Linked DNA regions of Homo sapiens: all the other regions are linked to region 1. Evidence: chromatin loops called from intact Hi-C (ENCODE). Cell type or tissue: heart left ventricle. All regions are shown on one strand.

Evidence for each region. Peaks named below come from ENCODE experiments on the same cell type or tissue, not always from the same donor. Only the 100,000 strongest peaks of a DNase experiment are listed, where the experiment ranks them.
Region 2: it touches region 1 in a loop (4-fold over the local background); 4 of 110 quality-filtered maps call a loop at or near these places.
Region 3: it touches region 1 in a loop (11-fold over the local background); 42 of 110 quality-filtered maps call a loop at or near these places.

Annotation. Positions count from the first base shown.
Region 1 is chr12:19,183,182-19,191,181 of GRCh38, reverse strand. All of the region lies in intron 3 of PLEKHA5 (pleckstrin homology domain containing A5), which reads right to left. Among named protein-coding and RNA genes, the nearest start is that of PLEKHA5, 57 kb to the right of the region's middle. In heart left ventricle, CTCF peaks have their summits at 4,280 (motif pointing right) and 7,539; no DNase peak of the experiment used is centred here; H3K27ac peaks cover 6,309 bases.
Region 2 is chr12:18,548,331-18,556,330 of GRCh38, reverse strand. All of the region lies in intron 26 of PIK3C2G (phosphatidylinositol-4-phosphate 3-kinase catalytic subunit type 2 gamma), which reads right to left. Among named protein-coding and RNA genes, the nearest start is that of PLCZ1, 190 kb to the left of the region's middle. In heart left ventricle, a CTCF peak has its summit at 3,307; no DNase peak of the experiment used is centred here.
Region 3 is chr12:18,426,900-18,434,899 of GRCh38, reverse strand. All of the region lies in intron 18 of PIK3C2G (phosphatidylinositol-4-phosphate 3-kinase catalytic subunit type 2 gamma), which reads right to left. LOC124902891 (a long non-coding RNA gene) reads left to right here. Exons shown (of 3, transcript XR_007063234.1): 2 at 881-950. Among named protein-coding and RNA genes, the nearest start is that of PIK3C2G, 170 kb to the right of the region's middle. In heart left ventricle, CTCF peaks have their summits at 4,100 and 4,305; no DNase peak of the experiment used is centred here; H3K27ac peaks cover 289 bases.

The DNA of each region.
Region 1 (8,000 bases):
GTTTGCTACCAGTACTTTAAAATAACAAAACAGAAGAGAAGGTATAGGTGGTAAAGGGAAGAAAGTATTTTCATTTTAGTATTATATAAAGTGGACAGTGGGTCATCCAATAATATTTATTTCTTATTGCGAGTCATGGTCAAAAAAAATTAAAATAAATGACATAAAATACCAAATATGTTTACATCATAGGAAACTAATTAGTCACCACACTCGTCCAGTTAGCTGCCAGCTCATGTTCCTTTTCCAACTTCTCTTTTGCATGCCCTTTAAATAGCTAGGCTTCACTGCTCATTTTGTTTTCACACTGATATTTTTAAATTCCTGTGAAAATTGGCTCTGGCTCAGTTGCTTTTTTCCTAATCTCAGTTCTGCTTATCTTGAGAGGGCTGAGAATAGGAAAGTCTCTTCTCCTTTGGGACAACCCATTTAAAACACACCTAATAGTTGTCTCACAAGAGTAAGGCAAGCAAAAAGAGGAAGATCAGATAGGGAACTTGCAATAACACTGAGATAACTGAAATTTCTGGCTAAATGAATCATCTTCAGTTCTCCAACATGCTAGAAATGATTAGATATGCTGGGCTTTCAAGGTTAATTTTTAAGTCTAGAATGTCCAAGCAATAACTATATTTCCTACTAAGACTTTTAGATTGTTATCACTCATGCGCAGCATGTAAAGCTCTCTGATTTCATGATGAGGGCCACACATGTAGTACACATCTTGAATGCAATCAGTTATCTCTCAGCCTTCTCTCTTGCAGCACCTGGCACAGTGCTTTGCATTAACCTGAATAAATGAGTATTTTTTAAAAGAAATTATTTGGGGAATTGAAAGACCAAAAAAGGAAATATTTATCCAACTGATAATTCATTTACTTGTTTGCAATGCTTCAAGAGAAAGGCATTATTATCCATAAGGAAGTTTTCCTAGCTTTAAACCAGTATTTCTATCCCTGAAAATATAATTACCAGTAAATATAACAAAATATTTCCTAAAACTTTTTAACAAGATAAAGGAGGATTTCAAGATTGGGTTTTTTCTTTCAAAAGGTGAAGTGAAGCTGACACTAAGAGTAAGAGTTCAAAGAGTAAGACTCAGCTGAATAATAACTTTTAAAATATACGACACAAGGAGGAAATGAAGAAGCGCACGTTGTAAGCAGATTTTAACAATTAATAAAGAAACAAATTAATGTCTTTGGAAAAGCACAGAAAAGCAAGTAACCAAATTCCACTAGAATGAGATCAAGAATAGAAAGTGGGGGCATTAAATCACAAAAGCTCTAATGAAAGGAAAATTCTGGCTGTTCTCAAAAGAGCCCTTTTCTAAGCAACATTCTCATTTTTATTAGTTTTTCAGAAAGGAGTTATTTATGTCAATAAAATTTTAGCAGTTATGTCACCCTAGTCCTTATCATTGGTCTACACAAGACTTGAGAGCAGTCTGTTTAATGGTCTGAATAGCATGAATATGTTGATATGAGTCAAATTTATTTTCCTAACCCATTCCTGAGTTGCAGACTGGTATACCAAACTTCCTGCCTGAAATTTCCATTGGCTTTCCCACAACCATCTCAAACTTAACCTACCAAAAACGAATCTCTTGTTGATCTCCCACCTTCAATCCACAACTCCTCCCTGACCCCCTGCCCTTTCCCCCAAAAGAACAAATATTTTTTCCCATTTCTAAGCATGAACTCTCCACTCAGCTGCATGAATCACAGGGCTGCAATTTATTCCTCTCTTCTAACCCAAGAAATCCTATGTAGTCTATCTGCAAAATCTCCACTTCAAATGGTCTACCTTCCTCCATCTCTGCTGACACTTTCTTCATCTATTTACCATCTTTCTTCATTTAGACAAACGCAATAGCTTCTTAACTATTCTCCTTGTTTCTACTCTAATTCTCACATCATTTAATTCTCCAAAAACTGCCAAGACTTCAATGAAGCTACTTGGTCCTGCACAGTGTGGCCCCGGTCCCCCTCACCAGCCATGGCTAGGGGACCCCATCTTGCTTGCCTAGTTCCAGGCACACTGGGTTCTTTTAGACCCTGTGAGTGTCTTCAGCCTAGAAGATTCTTCTCTGGTAAACTAAATATATGTCCAGTCTCAGGTTCAACCCATTTAAACACACTTTATTGACCTGTGTAAAAACTTGACTAATGTCTATCTTTGCTCTATGTTGACAGCTGCAAGAATTCAGGGACAGTGCCTGTTTTATTCATCACTGTAACCCCAAAAGTTACCAGAGGTCTTGGTGTATAATAAAAGCTCAGTAAACATTGGTCATTGAAAGGCTTTCTTTTACATCGAATCCCATTTACCATTAAGTATATATAATGCCTTTACACATAAATTATAAATGCAAACAGACAATGACAAGGTAAAATAAAAAATGAATTTAATTTGAAAAAGGAATAGAATCTAAATCAACATAATATGTATTATAAATCTGTTCTTTTGTCTTTAGGGATTACAAGTTTATTAATACAGTACTTTCATAAGTTGAATCTGCAAAATAAGACCTTAAAGGTAAACAAGCATCATGGTCTGATACAGTTATTCCGTTGAAATATTTACTCTAAGTTGGCCATTGCCAGAAGCATCAATAAAATTTCAGAACCAGAAACATCATTTCTAATCTAATATGATTGAAATCTTTATATGAAAGACAGATTAATGAAATTTTAATGTTTTAAATTCTTATCTTCCTATATTTTTCTTTCTCATACATTCATTACACTAGAAGTATAATTTTTGTCTTTTCAAAGTGAAAATAACATGCTGATCTGAAAACAGATTTTATTTATGAAAAAAATGTATTAAGGTAGGATGAAAGAAAGAGGAGGGAAATAACAATTTTGGGGGAAGGTAGGAGCAGAGAGGATTGGTAACTTTAAATTGCCTCTCTAATTCTACTTCAAAGTCCTTATGTCCTTAATGTTAAAGTAAAATTCTAGTCTGGACACTTCTTTACACTCAACTCTATTTGTACCTGCTCTTGACAACCTAGTAATGTTCAAACCTGCATATGTGTGAAGTGGCCACACTTTCCTTACCACCCAATTGACTTCATTTTTTTCTATTTTTCATAATGACCTTGATGAGAATGGCAATGTTCTGACAGGTGGCAGACCAAAAATGGTTTTCATTGCTTGAAGAAAAAAACACAAATATGTAAGTAATTTGTCAAAGAATCTTAGCAAACAAGTAGTCGTTTCTGTGAAGCTTGGTCAGCCACCACTTACTAGGCACTCTATCAGAAGAAATGTTTCTCACCCAACTGGGAAAGAAACATAAATTGAAACAGATCACATTTAAAAAATATTAAAATGGTCTAGTTTCATTTTCATAAAAATATGTTCTTGTATGTTACCTTTATGGGTTCTACACCTCAGTAAGGTAGAGACACTCATTCATCTCAATTACCATTCTTTTCCTACTTCTCTAAGTGTTCCATTTAAAATCATCAGATAGGAATACAGAACTTATCTATATTCTGGTCCCCTTCCACACTAAAAAGATCTGACTTTTATATCCAGTAGGATATTGCAGAAATGGCAAAACTTGACCTCTGAGCTAGGTCACTGAAGCCCTTGTGGCTTCTCTTTGCTTTCTCTTGCATCACTAACTAGGGGTAAAGCCAAGCACCATGACTGACGAACTGAAGCCACCTGCTAACAACCTGGATCAACCTGGAAACAGTTCCTCTAGCCCCAGACAAGCCTGCATCTTAACTGTAATTAAGACTAACATCTTAACTATAATCTCCTAAGAGAACCTGAGCCAGAACCACCCAGCTAAGTCACTTACATAATTCCTGACTCACAGAAACTGAGATATTAAATACTTACTGTTGACTAAGACACAATATTTCCTCAGTTTTCATTCACCATGTGTACTACCAATTAAGTTCAGTGTATCTAGAAATTTTAGATTTAGATAGGAAAACACTTTGCAATCCAAACCTGGAGTGCAAAAAGTCAGATCTAGACATAGCAAAAGCGGGCTTTTGGAACTTCATTTGTAAGACCTCACATATGTTAACTTGTTTCTAATGGCCAGAATGCTACTAGACAAGGCACTTTAGAGTACTGATAAAGACATTCATATAGAAGATGCTCATTACATGCTTGATACATCAGTGAACCAATAAATGCAGGTGGAATAAAAGAAACTATAATGCCATAGGTGGTTAGAGTCATAGGACACACATCTTTGTAATTACTTATTTACAACATCTCTTTCAACCACCAGAGGGCAGAAACAGCATATTGTTATTCCTCGACCTTCTGATTTAACAAAGCATTTAGAAGGAATAAAATATAAATTCTGCCCAAAGAGAAAGGAATGTTTCTTAATAAATAGGAAGCTATTAAATTCTGCATACAATGCCCAAAAAAGCTTATAGATGAAAGCTCAGTTAGAATATAGGACTTCAAGGGGTGGATACGAACCATAAATGGTATTCTAAAAAAGGAAGAAAGCAAAAAACAAGAGGTTGAGAGCTTTGGGTCAGTTTCAAAAAAACATGACCAGAGGGAATGTAGACTGGACTCAATTTCAATCTAAACTTTTTACTCTTACTCCATTTCTTCTAGCTACTAATTAGAAAGTAGTTGGCATTATTCTATAGAAGAAAGTAAATTTGGTATACTAAATTCGAGCTTATTTTCAGTTATTCACGTTATTACCATCCAACTTTCTTGTTCTATTTCATCAAAACGAACATCATTGTGAACCTGCCAGGAGCTACATCTACTGCCAAGTGCAGTGACCAGAAAGAAACAATCACCCTCACTGTGGCCAACCTAACTTAGAACTATTATCTGACTGCAGATGTGACAATGTCCTTTGATATTTTATTATATATCAAGTACTTCCCAACTGCTCTGTTATTTTTAATGGTACCACCCATCAAACAGTTTATTGAATTATATTTCTATATATCGTCATTTTCTACTGAACTGAAAGCTTACTCCTAACAAAATTAGCACAGCCATTTTCCTTTTTTCTTCAAGTTACCTAACTAAGCTAGAGCCAGGGACAACTAGCCTTATTATTAGTATTTTATGGGACCTCTGGCAAATTACGTTGTATCTATGGGTTTATGGTCTGAGTCCTAAGACATGTATGTGGTTGGCAAGTATATTTATAAGCCTAGAGAGACAGATAACAAATGAAATGCAATCCAAATATTTCACAAAGGATATTCTTATGAAAGAGACTGAAGAAGATAAATGTGTTAATTCTTGATTAATCCAAAAGGCATTAATAAAAATATCCCATCCCCTCAACTACAATAAATAACAAGATTTTATATGTATGTGTGTGTTATTAATTAGTTAATGGCTATCCTTGGAACAACTTGATCTTCATTACTTTTTGTTTCATTGGGCCCCTACAGATATGGAGACTCCCGAATCATTTGCATTCTTTAAGATATGTTAAGTACACAGGCATTCTTCATGGGAATGGGACTCTTCCAGCCTCAAATAACAGAAAATCCAATTCAAATTAGCTTAAACAAAAGGAGGGAATGTATTGGTTCAATTAATTTAAAAGTTCAGGAGTAGATTCAGGAATGGCTAGATCCAGAGACTCAACTAATATGATAAAGTGTGTATCTATCTGTCTCCGTTCTTTACCTCCTACTCTTCTCTCTCCTCCTCCCAGGCCATCCCTACCCCTCCTCTCTCTGTCTTTCTCTCTGTTATTGCCCCATGAGGACAGCTCTAGGCTGACATCTTTACAGCTTCAAATCCAACATAAGACATTCTCGTTCTCCAGAGCTTAAGGAAAGTCCCAGGATCTAGTATTACTGGTCCAGCTTACATAATGTGCACACCCTGGTCAATGACAGGATCAGGAGGTATGGAACAAATACTGACCAGACCTGAGTATAATAACAAGTACTGAATAAGGAGTTTTTCTCCAAGGTAAATGTGAGTTAGATTCTCAGAAGAAACAGAGGATGGACAGGGCACAAAAGAAATGTACGCCATCTCTGTATCACAGTTTCAAAGAGGTCCATTAATCTCCTCTCCAAAGTGAAGAACCAATGTTAAAAGAAAAAAAAAAAAGGTATAGAGAAGAAGTACATTTCTAAAATGTCGATTTAAATCTAACCCTGCACTATATTGCTCACAAGTAACTGATACCTTAATCAAATACAGTGCCTTACTCTGCTTCCTCAACTTGTAAGCACTGCATTTGCCTCCACCGACTATATAACAATCACTTCTTGAAGTACTGTTTTGTCTTCTGACTGTGGCTTCCAGGACCTGCATTAGCGGAGTTCTACCTCTCTGATTTTTATAGGTATTCCCCAGTGTCCTCTCCTCTTTTTCTATCTTATCACTTCTATTCAAGTAACTCTCAAATATTCATTTCCAGGCTAAAAATTCTTTGAAAAATTCCATTCCCGCATTTTTAAAAACCAAATGTAGATCTCAAAACCTATAGCCACACCCAAAATATTCAAAACAAACATCACTTATTCTCTTCAACAAAATTAGCCTTTCCTACCTCTCAATCTATCTGTGAAATGATCTGATCATTCAGACATTCTGTCTTCCATGAAGACTTCCTTCCCCTCTCTCTTCACAAGACAGGGGTATGCTTTCACAGCACCCTACTCACCGGCACAGTACTTATCCCATTTCATTGTGATGACTAGCTTACTTACTGAGCTCTTACACGAGAATATAAACTCACTAGCAAGGGCATAGCTGTATCTCACATGTACATCCTACATCCAAGTACAAATAGCCAGTACATAAAAAGTCCCCAGCAAATGTTTAATGAGAAAGGGGCAGAGGGATTCATTTTTATTAAAGATCTGTCAGCCATAAAACCAGATTTTTGGGGGTTTACTATTCAAATAGACTATGGCTTGATAAATAAGGTCTAGGCAACAAGACTGCTACCAAAATTTATACAGCAAAAAGTCAGGGAATAGAATGAAAATTTAAAAATCACTACTTTCTTCTTATCTTTTTCATAGCCATTCCCCGAGGATTTTTAAAATTACTTTTAAAATAATAATAATAGATATTAAACACTAGGAAACTTTGTTCCTCCAAAGGACTAAAAACAACAGTCCATCCATAGGCACCAGACGTGGTTTCTGTAGAGGCCTTAACAAATTTTTCCTTATAAGACCAGGCACAGTGGCTCATGCCTGTAATCCCAGCACTTTGGGAGGCTAAGGCAGGTGGATAATCTGAGGTCAGGAGTTCGAGACCAGCCTGGCCAACATGGTGAAACCCTGTCTCTACAAAAAAACACAAAAATTAGCTGGGCGTGGTGGTGCACACCTGTAGTCCCACCTACTCGGGAGGCTGAGGCAGGAGAATCGTTTGAACCTGGCAGGCAGAGGGTGCGGTGAGCCAAGATCACGCCACTGTGCTCCAGCCTGGGCAATAGAGCAAGACTCCATCTCAAAAAATAAAAAAAGAAAGAAAATAAAAAAATTTTCCCTTGTAAGTATCAAGCAATCCAGCTGCTGTTCCTTGAAACACCAAGAGATGGCCTTTTGGGGCAGAGCAGACTGAGAACAACTAACTCAATCATTGAAACCCAAACCACTTGCTTCTCAGTGACATGCCTCTTAACATTAAAGTGTCGTTACAATCTGAATTTTGGTTTGAGAAATTCATTATTATCGGTTTCTGTGACACTAAACATACTACTTAATATTCTACATTTTCTCACCTGTAAAATGATAATACTAATAATTATCCCACAGGGTTGTTGATAATAAGTGAACATGTAGGAAAAGTACCTAAAGCACATTTGGTGCTCATGAAAGAGAATATGATAACAGTGGCTCTCTGGCACTCAGAGGAAACTAAGGTTTGCTGGCTTCACTAAGCTGACACCTCTTTCCAGAGTCAGCTGATAATGATAACAGCTTTCTTTAATCTATACAAGGGAGATACTATTTATACTCATCTATCTATCTATGTAAAATACAATAATATTTCCTTTTC
Region 2 (8,000 bases), 630 kb after region 1:
GTGCTGTTAACTGTAATTGGACTTGGGACTGGGGCTCTGAGTGTAGTCGGTTTCAGGCCTCTGTGAGGATCTAATTTATCCAAGTAATAGCTCCCTGATTTATTTTGTTTAATGGCAGCATTAGCAGGATTATGCTTTGGATTATCCTTATATTACAGGAATAAAGCAGCAGCTGGGAGGATTTTAGCTCTTAAGTTTCCTAAGGGAAGTCTCCAAGCAGTCTTGATAAACACTTTTAACTCTCCCTTGCTAGGCACTATTCTATGTGCTGGGAGGTAAAGAAGAGAAACCAAATTTCTGCCCTGAGGAAGTATATATCCCTTGGCAGGTAGTACACTAAATGCTTCATGTTAATCTTTTCATCCTTAGAGAAGAGCAGTCCAATTATTTCAGCAATAGATAAGAAAATGACCAGGAGAAGTTAAATGCATACCAAAGGTGACATCAACTAAGAAGTAGTAACTGAAGAATTCTACTCATGTTTATCTGATTCCTTAGTCTTTGCTCTCACTGTGGATTTTAAAAAGCAAACAATAATTCAATTTTGTCTTTCAGAGAAAAATAAGCCAATAACTTGTGGAATTCTCAGGTGGATCAAAGGTACTAAGACAATGAACCTTTGATTTTTACATAGAAATAACCCTTAGGTAAAAAAAATGTAACATATTTCTAGCTGCCAAGGAACATAGTCTAAAGGGACCTATAATAAGCATAAAATTTCTTAAGCCTTAGGTCCTATCTTAAAAAATGTGTATACATTGTATTCTACTTCATAATACATGCACTTTTTATACAAACTAAATATTTTAATTGCTTATCATCAGAAACAATTGCTTCTAACAGGTTTCTTAGCACTGTGTGTGTGAATGGGCAATTGAGTCTATCAGTCTCAGAAAACTGAGTTGAATCCAGAGCTCTGATCTTCTGTGTCAGGTTCAGCATCTAGGCAGATTATTTTTTCTCAAATTAAATATAAATTCACATTTATGTTGATATGTGACTACAAATGGCAAACATTTTTCGCTGCTTTATGAGCTACATCAGACTAAGCATTGAGGAGAGATGACTACGATGCCATTGGCAGTTGAACCAAGGTTCTTAGGCAACACCTGATGGAGATTTCTATGACAGCGTATTTCAATTTACAGTTTAAATTGTTCATATATTTGGCAGTTGGATAGAATAACTGTTTCAATGGTCAGTCTCTTTAATAGTCACAGGAAAATATTTCTCATAAGGCTTCTGTGAAGGAATTTGCATGAGAACATTCTTTATTTTACCACTGATACTGTAAGTTCATAATATATAAATACAGGAAGAGTTGCAATTGACTGACTCCCCATGAACAAATTTCTTCATCTAAATCTCAAACTTCATTTCATTGCAGTATTCTGGCATGTGCAAGAAACACATTACTTTGTTTTTTGTATTGAAGTTACTGACTGAGTGTCCAGCTTTACAAGTCACTCTTAATCATTCAAGGGGAACAATGAATTAATAAAACTTTGTCATAGTTTCTTTTATCGCATAAAGAAAATCAGTAGTTCGGCATTGAATTTGTAATCTCTGAAATATATGACCAGTGCTTTCTTTTACTTAAGCTTATGAGTATGCTTTCGGATAATTCCTATTTTACTACAAATTCATACTGCACTAAGTATTCAAACACATATTTTTTAAGCAAAAAAATTTACTATTCCTAAATGAGCTCAGTGACAATCATTGCTAATGTATTCTGGGTACATGATAAAACAATTCATTTCTATGCACTTTTATTCTTAAAAATTCAAAATTGCACACATGGAAAAAGCACATGATGATTTTGGTTGCACATGTATGTAATGTGTAGGTACACATTTGACTCCAAACTTTACAGTTTATATTCTAATCCTTTAAACAAAATAAGATACTAAAAAGGATATGTCACATGAATCCTTGGGGCTTTGATAGCGTGGTATGCCAATTTGAGAAACACAGCTATAAGCATGTAGATGTTTTTCTTATGATGGTCTTTCAACTAATCTGAAGACACTAAAGTTAAAGAACATTTATATTTATCTGACAGTCAGGACATTAAGAGTTCCATATGCAGAACTTTTTTCCACATGATTTGGCATAGTTGTGTCCTGGGAAGAGCGCTCATTATGCAAGAAATAAACCTTGTTCTAATCTGTACTCACTAGGTCTACCCATGATCTCAAGAAAGTAATTGTTGAACAATTTTAGGATATTCAACTGTTGCATCTATAAAATGCAGTTGGTGACTCATGCCAGTGATCTCAAGAAAGTCATTGTTGAATGACTTCAGGAGACTCAATTGCTGTATTTATAAAACATAACTGATTGCTAAGCCATGCCATTTCCCAGGATCATTGATAGGATGAAATTAGATAAAGTAGGAAAAGTCTTTGGAAATTAAATAGTATTAAGCAAATATTATTTCAGAAAATCTACTACCAATGAGTAAAGAAATAAATGCATATGAGTCTAAAAGGTAGCAAACTATACAAAGAGGGATACAAGAGAAAATGAATGTATAAATTTATTGTTCAAAGGAAACTGACTTGTGGTGCTCTCTTGAACTCCTACAAGAGAGATATTAGGTAAGGATAAGAACAAGCAGCATCTTTAGTGTTTATTTTCTTATTTTATTTCTTCTCCCCATCCCCTTTTCCTGCTTTACAGTTTAGATATGGCTTAAAGACTAACAAACTTAAAGGTCTTTGTTGTTTTCCAAGTTGAGGTTTCAAGTCTTCAGAATTCATGCTACAAGTTCAGCTAGTCTTACGTAAATGTCATCACAGGCACCAAACTGCATTCAAACAAGAGTTTTAGGCTCTGTGGACTTGGCTGGGAGTGGATCATTCTTTTACCTTTTTAGATAGATGCCTTATGAAAGTGACCAAATCAGAACAAACTGAATCAAGGAACCAGGGAAGGGTTGATGGGCTAGTCTTACTATGAATAAAGTGATATGCCAGTGAAATGATATTCCAGTTTTCAGTTCCCACTCCCAAAGCCATTTTATTTTATTAATGATATTAAAAGGAAGTTGTATGCAAAGCAAAAAAAATAAATCTTAACATGCAACAGTAAAGAAAAATCAATAGTGATAAATGGTGCTAATAAAAATCTTTAAAATGTGAAAAATATGTTTTAAAATAGTAAACGATTGTAGCCTAATTGCTTGTTAAATCACTGGTATATAGTAATTGTATGCAATGCGTAGGGTCAGAAATATCAATGGGGATTAACAGGTACACAGCGCTGTTGTGCATAAAACAGCTGTTGGGAAACAGCGCCATCTGGACTATTCATCTTTTTTCAGTAATGATTTCTGGTACTCTTGGTGGGTACATTAAACTTTTCAAATGCTTTTAACCTTTAGACTGATAGTCTCCTGAAGAGTTTACGATATCTTTTTTCAAAGCTTAATAGCTAAGGTGTATCCTGACTTGGAATTTAGGCAATTTAGGCAAATTCTCAGTTTAATTCATATAATTCAAAAACAGCATTTCCCCTACTGCAGAAATTAAGAACAGCAAGCACACTATCAAACATCATAATGAATGTGACTGGGCCGTGCAACTTAGGAAGTACAGATATTATAAGTGGTTATATCTGCAGTTAAAAATAGTTTATAAAGCTAATTTAGTTCAGGTTTGTTATTATAACTAAAAATAATGGGAGACTTTCACAATGAGAGGAGAAATTTCTACTTGTTTTAATTTACATTTTCCTTTGAATCTGCTTTCTTATTTAGGAAAAGCTGGACTTCTTGATTGTTATTTTCTCTTGGTTCTGTGTCCCTATCTCCCCTTGGTAGTGTTTATTTCTGTAGGTATCAATTGTTAAGCTAAGACAAAGGAAAACATTGGCTCTTATTTGTGGAATTGTAACCACAGTTCGCATCACAGTAAAAAAAATAAGAAAATTTAATGATAAAAGTATACAAGGATTTGCATTTCCATCTCATGCTATTTCTCAGTTTTGAAGAGAAAAAAGATATAAAATCATTGAACTATGTTTTAAGACATTTGAGCATAAAGAGTCTTGTCTCACACCCTAGCCGTGAGAAATAAATGAGGAATGAGGGGAACAAAGAATTTCTGAAATTGAGTCTGCAAACCCTCAGTGGTGCAGGGATTCTGGCTCCTGTGTCCATGATGTGGAGGCCAGGTGCACTCTCGGGATGCCATCCACATTTCCAACGGCTTCAAAGTTGTACCTGTTGGATGGTCACTGTGCCTATTCTGCCTAATGGCCCCTCCTAAGACTTCCCTCACAGCTCAAAGTTCACAGAAGAAGCTCTAGGCTATTTTTCTGTGAAAGGGTGGCCTATGATAAGAATACGGCTGGGCAACGAAATCCACTGTGGCTTCACATGAAGGAACTTGTCCAATAAGGACAAAGGCAACTAGTTAAGTCAAAGAGTTTGCCTCTCTCTGGAATTTACACTGAGGAATATTGGGCAATGAGCAGGGAACAATAGAATATGCTAAGCAGAGGTAAACAGAGTAGAAGGCCTGTGTGTTTCCACTAGAAACTAGCCAAGCCCTATTGGTTTCTGGGATTTCTTAGCTTACAGTTTGACTCCATGTAGAGCCTTTAATCTAAGGCTACCAGACGGGGTTCTTTTGCTGTCAAAATAGCTCATGATTGCAAACAATTTGTCTTGTTGTTTTGTTTTGGGTTTTGTTTTTTGAAGTGTGGGGTTTTGTTTTGCTTGAAGCTGGCTTCAGTTTTAGCTGACGAGCAGATCATATACTTACTAAATGAGAACTTACATGGCAGGCCAAGTGGAATATCTGAGCATACATGAAAAATGTCCTCTCACTCTCTTGGAGGAGAAAATGGATAGAATGAAAAGCACTATCTCTATGTGGGAGGGGAGGTAGGCAGGGAAGTTTATGCTTAATGATCCCAGTCTGGTCTGTGAAATAGGTTAGCTCTTGATGAGGACAGCTAACCCGAGGTTTGAGAGTGATTGAAATTTCTGAAATAACCCTTTTGGACAACATTTTAATGGATGGCTGCCTTTGTTGCCTAGCAGTGGTCTCTGCAGAGATATTACATGAGAGTATCAATTTGCAGTGGACTGTGTCATGATACTTTCTTGATTCTATTCAACAGCACTCAGCTGTAAGGGGAGTGAAAGAGAGTAAGGGAAACAGAGAGTAGTTGATGATGATGTGAAAAGCATTTGTGGCCAGCAAACCAATTTTACTTTCCATTTTCCCTCTAAATACCATTAATTGTACAGGATTTTAAATTCCACACAGTATGCAGCATCGCCTGAAACTCTTAGGATCAGCTCTTGACCTAGAATGGATATGTCCAAGAGTGAGGAAAAATCTTGGGTTGTTCATAAATAGAGTACATTCTCCAAGAGGCAGGAAAAAGCTGTTTATTTCTTTCAAGTCTCAAATAGGGTCAAGAGGGGCAGCCCTTTAGTGCTAATATTGTAGTTAGGACCAGGGCACTTAAAGTAGCCACATATGTTATGTCTCAGATGGCCTGGTCTTGGCTCGGGATCCCAATCTGTGAGCCTAGTGGAGAAGGGAGAAGGGGTTTTCTTGTCTTACTTTTGTCTGTAACTTAGTAGTTGTATCACAATAAACAGTGGCATAAAATACTTTTAGCCTATCAGAACAAAGAAATAAAAAGAACAAGGAGTTTAAATATAGAGGGGCTCATATTATATGTATATAATATACTTTTATCAATTATCTATCTATGAATTAATGCCACTCATTGAAGCACGAAGACACCAATGATGGATCTATGACAAACCATTTTTTTTTTGGTGAATTATGTGCAACGAGGTCTGCATTTAGTCTCCCTAAGTTTTAAAATCCATGTGATATCAGGGAACACAGCACAAAATAGCAATATTATTTACACAAAGTAAACAAGTCTACATTATTTTTAACAGTTATTTGAGTCATGGGTATCCTGTTATTTAGAGTTCCATTAAAGTTGTTTTTAATTATCCCAGGCTGCTTTCATAAATTCACTCTATTCATTGTTTAAGGATTTCCAAACAACATAATACATAATTTGTTTCAGAAATTTATAATATACAAATGATAGATCTCAGGAAATATTTCTAAATGGTAGTTACAGTTACAATTAATGGAGGCTGCTGGCCCCTCTGTAAGAGATTGTTCATAGTGCTAGATGGGATGTGTGATAGAAAAGATCCTCAGTGCTTGATGTATATATGCTGAGCAAGAAACACAGAGAAATTGAACAGATATGCTACTTGCACATTAAATCATGTCTAAAAATAAAGGTATGTAATTGAGACTTTAAGATTAAAAAATATGACTGAGATGGGCTCTTGGAAGTTAGGGGATAGTGAGCCTCATGGGATATTTCTCTGAGAAGAAAAAAAAAGTAGAGAGAGGCTCATGGCATTGTGGAATGGGCCACAAAAGGAAAAGGAAGGAAGGTGACTTCCAGGAAGTCAGCTGCCAAGTTACCCTTTAGGGGTCTCTCAGGGCAGCAAAGCAGATCTGGAACCAAATATCCAGGGGACTCCTGGTGGTAGCATAGAGATAGCAGTTCCAGAAAGGAACTTCTGTTCTCTGCTGATGCTTGAGGTATTCCGGATAAAAGGATGAGTGCCTGAGAAAGGCTGGAGAATATATCTTTGTTCAACTTCAGCCAACGCAGGCTCTGAAAAACCTTGAGAAGACTGTGGTCTGAATTACAAAGCAGCACATTCCTGAGAGCCCACATATGGAAGAGGTGATTTTGAGCATAGAGAACGTTCTCTGGTAAATTATTTAACTTCCTTGGGGTCTCAATTCACTAGTATAAAAATGTAGATAAAGATATTAATACCTCATAGGATTGTTATGACAGTTAAATACATTACTGTAAGAAAAGCACTTAGAACAGGGCTTGACACACAAGAAGCACTGCATTAAGTTGTAGTTATTATTATATGCTTTTTATATACTTGATATTTGATGTTTAAATTGCATTTTCTGTTAAATAGGGCTTGTTTCATATTCAGATATTCTTAGAATTGGGAATACATTCCCTGCTTTACTTGGGAGAAATTGATGTAACTCATCAATATATTAATTAAACTGATATACAAGACAGTATGTAATTCAGTAATAAATTAAGGACAGCACAAAAGACGGCATGTTCGAGAGAATTATAGAAGAAAAGATTGGGAAGTACTGGAATGATCAGATAAGGTTTCATGGATGAGGTACTAGCTGTCCAGAATATCAAGGGATGGGTGGGATTAAAAGTTAGATCAGAATCTTCCTGTATTCCAGAAATTTTATGATTCCATTGGAGTGTTTCTAGTGAGCTAGCAAAGCGAGTTAAACAGACAATGCAGGAATGAATATACATGGAGAGAATGGCCTATCCAGAAAAGGATTCATGTGGAATAATGGAGACAGGGGGCGGGTAGTTGGATAAATCTTGACAAAGACAATCAGATTATAAGGTCCTAGGAAGTGAGAGACAGGAGATGGCACACCAAGGAAAATTATTGAACTGAGAAATGATGTGTCCTAGTTTCCATAATTTGATGCCTTTTAAGGCTTCAATGGAGAACAAGTTCTTTATTCCAAAGTCATAGAAAGAAGTTTAATTAACAGAACATACCACATAACATTGGTAAGTGGGAAGATTGGCCTGGCAGAGGTATGCAGGCAGGATCACAAGGTCCGCCTCACTGCCATGAGGTTCTAGCTTCAGATCTACTTCCACGTTAGTTCATGTCCTCTTGAATGGGAAGGGGAGATAGGTCACCGTAGGCAAGATCACTGATATCCAAGATTATGCTCTTTACAGATCTCAGTGTGTTGCATGAAGTAGAGGGATAGGGAGAGATGGAATTCTGGCAGATGAATAAAGCCTATTTACATTTCTCTTTTGGCCAGGGCCTGAAAGAACTTTTTTCATCCAAATACATATATGGCATTTCCTTTTTCAGGAGGGACTAATAGTAAGCTACAGCACTATAATTG
Region 3 (8,000 bases), 760 kb after region 1:
ATTAAAATGATGATTCTTACTGGAGTAGTTAGCTAGTAATCTTTTTTTGTCTGTTAAGACTAATTTTGGTTTTTGAAAAGAAAGCCAATTAATATGTGGAAAGGTGGATATTGGCTTTTCTTTCATGCCCTCTTCCTCTACCACTTTATGGAGAGGTTTCTTGAATAATCTATGCTGTTGTACTTGTATGGCAGAAACTGCTACAGGTTTACCAAATTAAACTGCATTTTGCTTCTGTATATATACATACATGGACCACTTTCCTTTGCCACCTTGCAGTTAGGTGGGGGCATTATTACTGACTTCTGGCCTACGGAATATAGACAAAAGTGATGTCTGCTATTAGCATCTAAAAGCATCTCCAACATCATGCTATGATTCTCTTGCTATGATTCTACAATTATATGCTATGATTCTCTTTCTATGATTCTATGCTATGATTCTCTTTCTATGATTCTATGATTATATGCTATGATTCTATCTTATTTGGGTCCAGGTTCAGGGAATACATTTGAGAGTTCCAAATTTAGGGGATGTAATGGTTTCAATGTGTTCCCTTTAAAAATTCATGAGCTGGAAATTTAATCCCCATTGCAACAGTATTGACAGGTGGGGGTCTAATGGAAGATGTTCAGGATCTATTCACTCATGAATGGGTTCATGCCCTTATAAAAAAGTCTCCCAAAAGTCAGTTTGCTTTTCTTCACTATTCTACAACATGAGGAACAACAGTCCTTTCCTCTGGAAGATGCAGTGTTCAAGGTGCAATCTCGGAAGCAGAGACTGGGCCCTTACCAGACACCAAACCTGCTAGCATCTTGATCTTGGATTTTTCAGCCTCCAGAACTTAGAGAAATAATTTCTGTTGTTTATTTCTCAGATATTCTGTTACTGCAGCACCAATGGATGAGGATAGGGAATGACTGAGCCATAAGATGAAAGGATTCTGGGTAAGTCCCATCAATGAGCTGATGACATTCAATTTTCTGTCACCATCCCAGATCTTTTCCCTGTCCTTCAGGCCTGTACCCTACTGCTTACTGTGTATTTTTAGTTGGAAGGAAACCAAACACTCATTTGCCTACATTTTATTATTGTCATGTTCTTTCCCATCCTAGAGGGATTTATTTTCTAACTCATTTAACTTGATGAAATGGGTGACTTAATTGTATTAGCATAATTGGTAGTTGCTTAATTGAACAGTGTTTTTGAGAAAACTGAGAAAGTCTTGGTTTTATGAAATAGGTGCTGAAAAATAAGTACAAAGTGAGTCTACTAAGTAGATTACTCAGTTATTGTTATCATAACTCATGGTTTAATAGTAAAACTAAAAGAGCACACTTAATGTTTTATTTTTATTTATTTATTTTTTTCGAGATGGAGTCTAGCTCTTTCACCCAGGCTGGAGTGCAATGGCGTGATCTCGGCTCACTGTAACCTCCGCCTCCTGGGTTCAAGTGATTCTCCTGCCTCAGCCTCCTGCCTCAGCCTCCCAAGTAGCTAGGATTACAGGCACCTGCCACCACGCCCAGCTAATTTTTGTATTTTTAGTAGAAATGGGGTTTCACCATGTTGGGCAGGCTGGTCTGAAACTCCTGATCTCATGACCTACCCTCCTCGGCCTCCCAAAGTACTGGGATCATAGGCATGAGCCACCACGCCGGGACACATTTAATGTTTTAAATATCAATTAGACACTATAAAAGAAAGATTCTGGAAACAATCTGCTATCTACTTCAAAGCTCCTTCAAGGATACAATTTTAGTGGGCTTATTGTATATACCTACTTATTAACATTTACAACTGACAGCACTTGTGAGTCATGCCAACAACTAGGGGCAACAATTTTGAGCTTTTAAATATCTCAATTTTCAATATGGTTTTCATTTCAGTTTTGCTCTTAAGTTAAAAAAAAAAAGTCACATCTTCAGTACTTGAATGAGTTCCTAATTGATAGAAAAAACAAACATTTCCTGAATTCTTCAAATTACCCTTTTTTGAAAGTAGATGTTGAATTAGAAAGAAATCTGAATTGGGCATGAGATATCATAAACGTATTTTAATTTCAATTCTTCAGTCAGCTTAGATGATTGTCATTGGAAAAATCACTTAACATGTTGAGATCCCTTTCTGGGATAGCAGATGATCCTTCAAGTCCCATTTGGCTTCAAAATACTGTAACTCTATGAATATCTGTTAGTGTATTCCTTTTGGATGCCAAATTCAAATATTATTAGAAGACAAGAATAATTTCTAAACAGAATGCCTTTTTGCCAACCATATTTTTTGTTGGCTAGAGCAAAGTCAGTCTGATTGAGAAACAATAAATAATTAAACACTATAATACTGCTTTTCAGGGACTTAACCCAAATCTCTAGTATAAACTATGACAGTGGGGGACTAACATTATTATAGGGAAACCAGATTACTATCTAAGGAAGCAGTGATGTAATTGGATGTGGTTATTATAATGAAAAATTGCTGGACAGTGGATTAGGAAGCTCAGTTCCCAAAGGCCTGGGTGGGTCCAAGTTTCAACATTTGAGTTCATTATGTATATACATAATGTTCATTTCCATAACTCTTCACTTTTTCTTAACAAAATAGAAGATTTTGAGGGAAAAATGATTTAAACCAGTGATACATTGATGCTGGAGCTCTTTTCTTGGCTTTTGACTTGATTTGTGGTAGAAGTTTGTATAAGATTCTATTTTCATAGATATTTATTAGCAGTAATAAGGCTTAAATGACACCAAATTTATTTAAAGATTGTATGGTATTTTAAAAATCTTTTTATTAAAGGAACTACATAAAATCTCTATTGCATAAAATAGAAACAAAACAGACAAAAACAACTGTTCCTGTATTATGCCTTCACTGGAAAACTATGCTAATGGATTTTACAGATTATTGTGTACAAAGGAAACCTTGTTACCACTATCTGCCTCTTTTCCTTCAGGTTGGTTGGGATAGAGAACAGTTGCTTTTGGTTTAAGCAAGTTGCTGAAGGTAGGGATTCTATCCTGTGTATACATTTCTGAGGACAACAAAGTGGAAAGATGATTACAGCAGATCAATATTAAAAGTCAGTGAGACATATCTTTCCCTAACAAAAGATGAAGCAATAATTCATCATTTATTACATTGTAAAGGTAAAAAAATAAATTAGTTGCAAAATAATGATTCTCAAAGGTAAAGGGCTGAGGCTTTAAAGCCCCCTATGGATTCTGTATCATGTGTGCTGTATTGCTCTGCAAGACCTCCCTGAAGTACAGCTCTTTCCCCTTGCTTCAGGGAGTGTTCCAGACATCAAAACAAAAAGAGAGAGCATTTACCTCCTTTGTGTATTCATTTGTAAGCCTTTATCAGTATTTAAAACTGACAGAATGGGAGCACACAGACTTTTTTACTCACTGGATGTCTGGCCTTGCCTCTCTGCTTTTATTTGGAAAAGGTCATAGGCAAAACTGTAAAGTGGACAAAATTTGTTGAGTTCCCTCTCTCTACTCTGTCCCTGCCACGTGGCCAGTGGGCTCTTTCCTCCTGCCTGGATGCTAATGTTAGCCCCTGAGCTTCTTTAAGGCAAGGATCATCCTTTGTTTTATTGTTAATCATTCAACAGTGTCCATCATCTCTATGTTTGTCACATTAATGAAAAAATGATAAACTAATTCCCATAATCATTAGGTTCAGAATATATATATTTTCATATTAGAAGAGAACTGCTGGAAGAGAGCAATACTTAACCTCAAGGAGTGACTTGCAAATGAGAGAATTTCAGGCATTAGGGGATACGTATTGTGGAGAGGCGGGTGAGAGAGACAACTGTGACTTTGAATCTCATGATGCCAAATTTCCACATCTTTTTGCTTTATTTAAAGTCATCTGTGACTTGAGAACTTGCCCCCAAAATTTTAGATAAAAGAGTTGAGGGAAGATTATTTAAAAAAAAAATGGACAGATTTTTGGATCATCTCAGTTTTATGGATAGCATATTAAAGTCACAGGATATGGTCATTTAATACCCTGTACCAGAGACAACATTGGCTTAATTCATTTCGTGGTTTTCTCAACTGGTACAGAAGATGCTGCTCCATCAACTTGTTCTTAGGCCCTAACTCCTGTCTTGGTTTGTCCTGGACTTCTGCTCACATTCTCCCTCTTCTCCAGTTTTGGTTTCACTAGTGATATCCATTGCCTCGTTTCTGATCAGGTCAATCTCCTGGAATTGCTTTAGCCAGGCCAGCTCTTAGTTGACCTCTGAAGCAGCTCTCCTCCACCCCCTATCGACATAAGTCTGCATGTGCACAGCTGAGTCCAGGAAACTTAATCCTATTCATACATTGAATAGTAAATTATTGAATGTCTATAAAGTGCCAAGTACTGTTCTAGGTACTTGTGATATATCAGTGAATAAAGCAGAAAAAAGATCCTTACATTGATAGAGCTTGCAAATGGGAGCCTCACTTCAGGTTATCCCCATACTTTGAAAGGAACATTTTGAAGAGATTTTTGCATTAGGTGCCTTAAGTGACACCTTATAAAAGGAGCTGTGTTATAATATGGTTTCCTACCAGACAGTTTTTCATTCCAATTGGTTCTCTCTTGGAGTTTGTTCAATCAGACTTGGTAGGAGGAGTGGGAAAGACTGCAATACTGTTGTTCTACCTACGATGTATCCCATAGCATACTGATGCTCCAGTTTCTAAAAACACATATTTAAATTTTTATCTTCCATAAGAAATACTTATTGTAGGTCAGGTTCTCTAGAACAGGACATGAGGCAGAATTTCACTGTTTGTGATTTACTGAAGAAGTGCTCTTCAGGAAAAATCTTATGAGGGAGTAAGAGCAGAATTATAGGGAAGGGAAAGGAATTAACAAGGATGAGATCTCGGGTCAAGTCTAACCTTGATCTGATTTATGGGGAGGCTCTGGAATGTAAATTATATCTTAGAGATTTTCCCACTTCGTAGGCCAGGGGGCTGTGGAATCAGAGGCTAATTCTCCAGAGAAGGGGCCGTATTTTGTTAGCAGTCACTGCAGCAGATGGGAGTGGGTGCAGCAGCCAGGTAGAGGCGCACAGCAGTGCCTTTGACAGTGCCCAATTTCATATTCCCTGAGTACCATGGAATTTCCAGTACTGTGTGTGAAAATATTGATGGCCTTACAGACATTTCTGTGGATTCATAATTTTTAAAACATTTTTTGAGTATCTACTGAGTTTCAGATACTGTGCTGGATTGGTACATGGAAGAGTGTGACATGATTGCTGTCTTGAGCTACTCTGTGGACTAAGAGGGGGAAGGGACAGGGCAGCAGTGGTGTCAAGGGAGTGTGATATGATGTCTGGCAGAGTCATGAACAGTATGCTGTTTGACATGATGTGGAAGCAATACTCAATCCCAGATGGTGGCTGGGAGAGGGTCAGGGAAAGCTTCCTGATGATGTGACATCCTAGGCAATTGACTCAGAGCCTTCATAAAGTCTGTTATATTATTTTCCTGTGGCTGCCGTAACAAGTTAACACAAACTAGTGATAACAGAAATGTATTCTCACAGTTCTGGAGGCCAGAAGTCCAAAATCAGGGTGTAAGCAGGGCTGTGCTCTCTCCCAAGGCTCCGGGGAGAACCTTCCTTGCCTCTTCCAGCTTATGGTAGCTCTAGGCATTCCTTGGCTTGAGGCTGCAATCAATGCCTCCCTTTTCATGACCTTCTCTCTGTGTGTGTCTTCTCCTCTTCTGCCTCTCTTTAGGTCACTTGGCATTGGATTCAGGGCTCACCCTGATAATCCAGGGGGAACTAATCTCAAGATCTTTAATTAAATTCTATCGTCAAAGACCCTTTTTCTCCATAAGGTCACATTCACAAATCACAGGTTTCTGAGGTTAGGCTGTGGACATATCTTCTTTGGGGCCACCACTCAACTCAATACTTGACTAGTGGTTAAAGTGTTTCCTATTCCAAATGGAAAGGGGCACTACATTTAAGCTTTTGTAATTAATTGTTACATAATGGGGGAGGGGCCTCCTGGGCATAAGCTCCAAATGTTATGGTTCCCATTTATAGCCACCTTTTAGGATGCAAACTGTGAGGTAAAGCTTTTAAATTCAAACACAAAGCTTCTAGTTAACTCACTTGCCTTGGAAAATAGGGGCTATTCATCCTACATTCACTCTTCCAGTGGAAGAGACTCACGTGAGCCTAAGTCAATTTCACCTCTCAGAAAGGCTACCCACAGTGATGCCAAGTAGTCAAGATGGTTTTCATTCCAATCTTACTTATTCATAGCTCAGTATCTGGTGAGGCAACTTTCTGATCACTGATAGTGACAGGTGGAAGTTGTGGAGCAGGGAGCGCTGTTGAGGATATATAGAGTTATAGGGCTTGGTGAATAATTGGTCATGTTAGTGAGAAACAAGGAAGACCTCAAGACCTGTGTGAGCAAGACAGGATATTTAGTTCAGTTTTGAATATGGTGAATCTGAGGAAGCAGTAATTCATCCACGTGAAAAAAAATCTCATAAACTCATGACTGATGGGTTTCTAGTTTTTTTTTTTTTTAAATAAGACTTTTTTTTAAGGAAAGATATTTTGAGTATTTTTTTTTCATGAATCGTGAGATGGGAGCTGCATCTTTAAAGTTTTAACACAAACATTTTGCACAGAAGCAGTCACTCCCTAAATATGATGCTTGGCTTGAGCTATATTTTTTAACTCTGATATATTTTAAATATAATTAATATTATTTTATGCTTAGTGCATGTTGCCTGATTCTTAATTTTTATTTGTTTTAAGGGGATGTAGGCACTTTTGAATCTCCCCCCTTAGAGGATCAGGAACAATAACTAATAGGTCATAGGCTTAATACCTGGGTGATGAAATAATCTGCACAATAAATCCCCATGACACATGTTTACCTATGTAACAAACCTACACGTGTGACCCTGGACTTAAAAGTTAAAGAAAACTCCTTCCTGTTTTATTTCTCTTTTTTCATATTCTTACAAACAAAGCTCTCAAAACAAACAGTCCATTTATAATTTATATTCTTTTCTATTCCTTCTTAGTTTCTCCTTGAATCACTGAAAGGAAAAATGGGCTTGATTTTTTTTTTCGAAAGGATGAGAATTATACACAAAAAAGCTTCCCTTCCAACCTTTTTGGAAACAGTGACGTAATTGTGTTTACATGAATTTGCAAGTATGACATTGATTTACCACTTTGTGTGCACCCATTGTTGCCTTTCAAATGACTCCACTTTTCATACAACTTTAGCAAATGAAGAACTTACTGAGGTGGTCCAAGTATTTTAACAATCGTTAGTCAATTAGAATAAGTCTTTAATATTTTATTATATTTTTAATATACTTTTAAAACTTTTTTTTTTTTTTTTTTTAATGGAGTCTCGCTGTTGTCAGCCCAGGCTGGAGTGCAATGGCGCGATCTCGGCTCACTGCAACCTCCCGGGTTCCAGCAATTCTCCTGCCTCAGCCTCCTGAGTAGCTGAGATTACAGGCGCCCGCCACCAGGCCCGGCTAATTTTTGTATTTTTAGTAGAAATGGGGGTTTCACCGTGTTGGCCTGGCTGATCTCGGACTCCTGACCTCAGGTGATCCACCAGCCTTGGCCTCCCAAAGTGCTGGGATTACAGACGTGAGCCACCACGCCCGCCTAAAACATTGTCTTTTATATATTTTATACTTTATATATTTTTATATTTTTGTTCAAATATTAAAATAAAAATTGTTATCTGGCTATGTTACTTTTTTAATATGTGTGCATTTTAATAATGCATGCAAAAAACAGTAAAGTTTTAAGGGAATTAAACATTGAGTTTAATGGAGTCTTACATTTAATATGACAGCAGAACACCACAAAGTGTATCCACTTAACTTTCCTTTGCCCCAAAGTAGCTTTCTGAAAAACTGAAGAAAATAAGACTTCATTCAGAGCTTTAATAAGAGTCTATTCATGGAAGGGCCTCATGCCAGTCAATG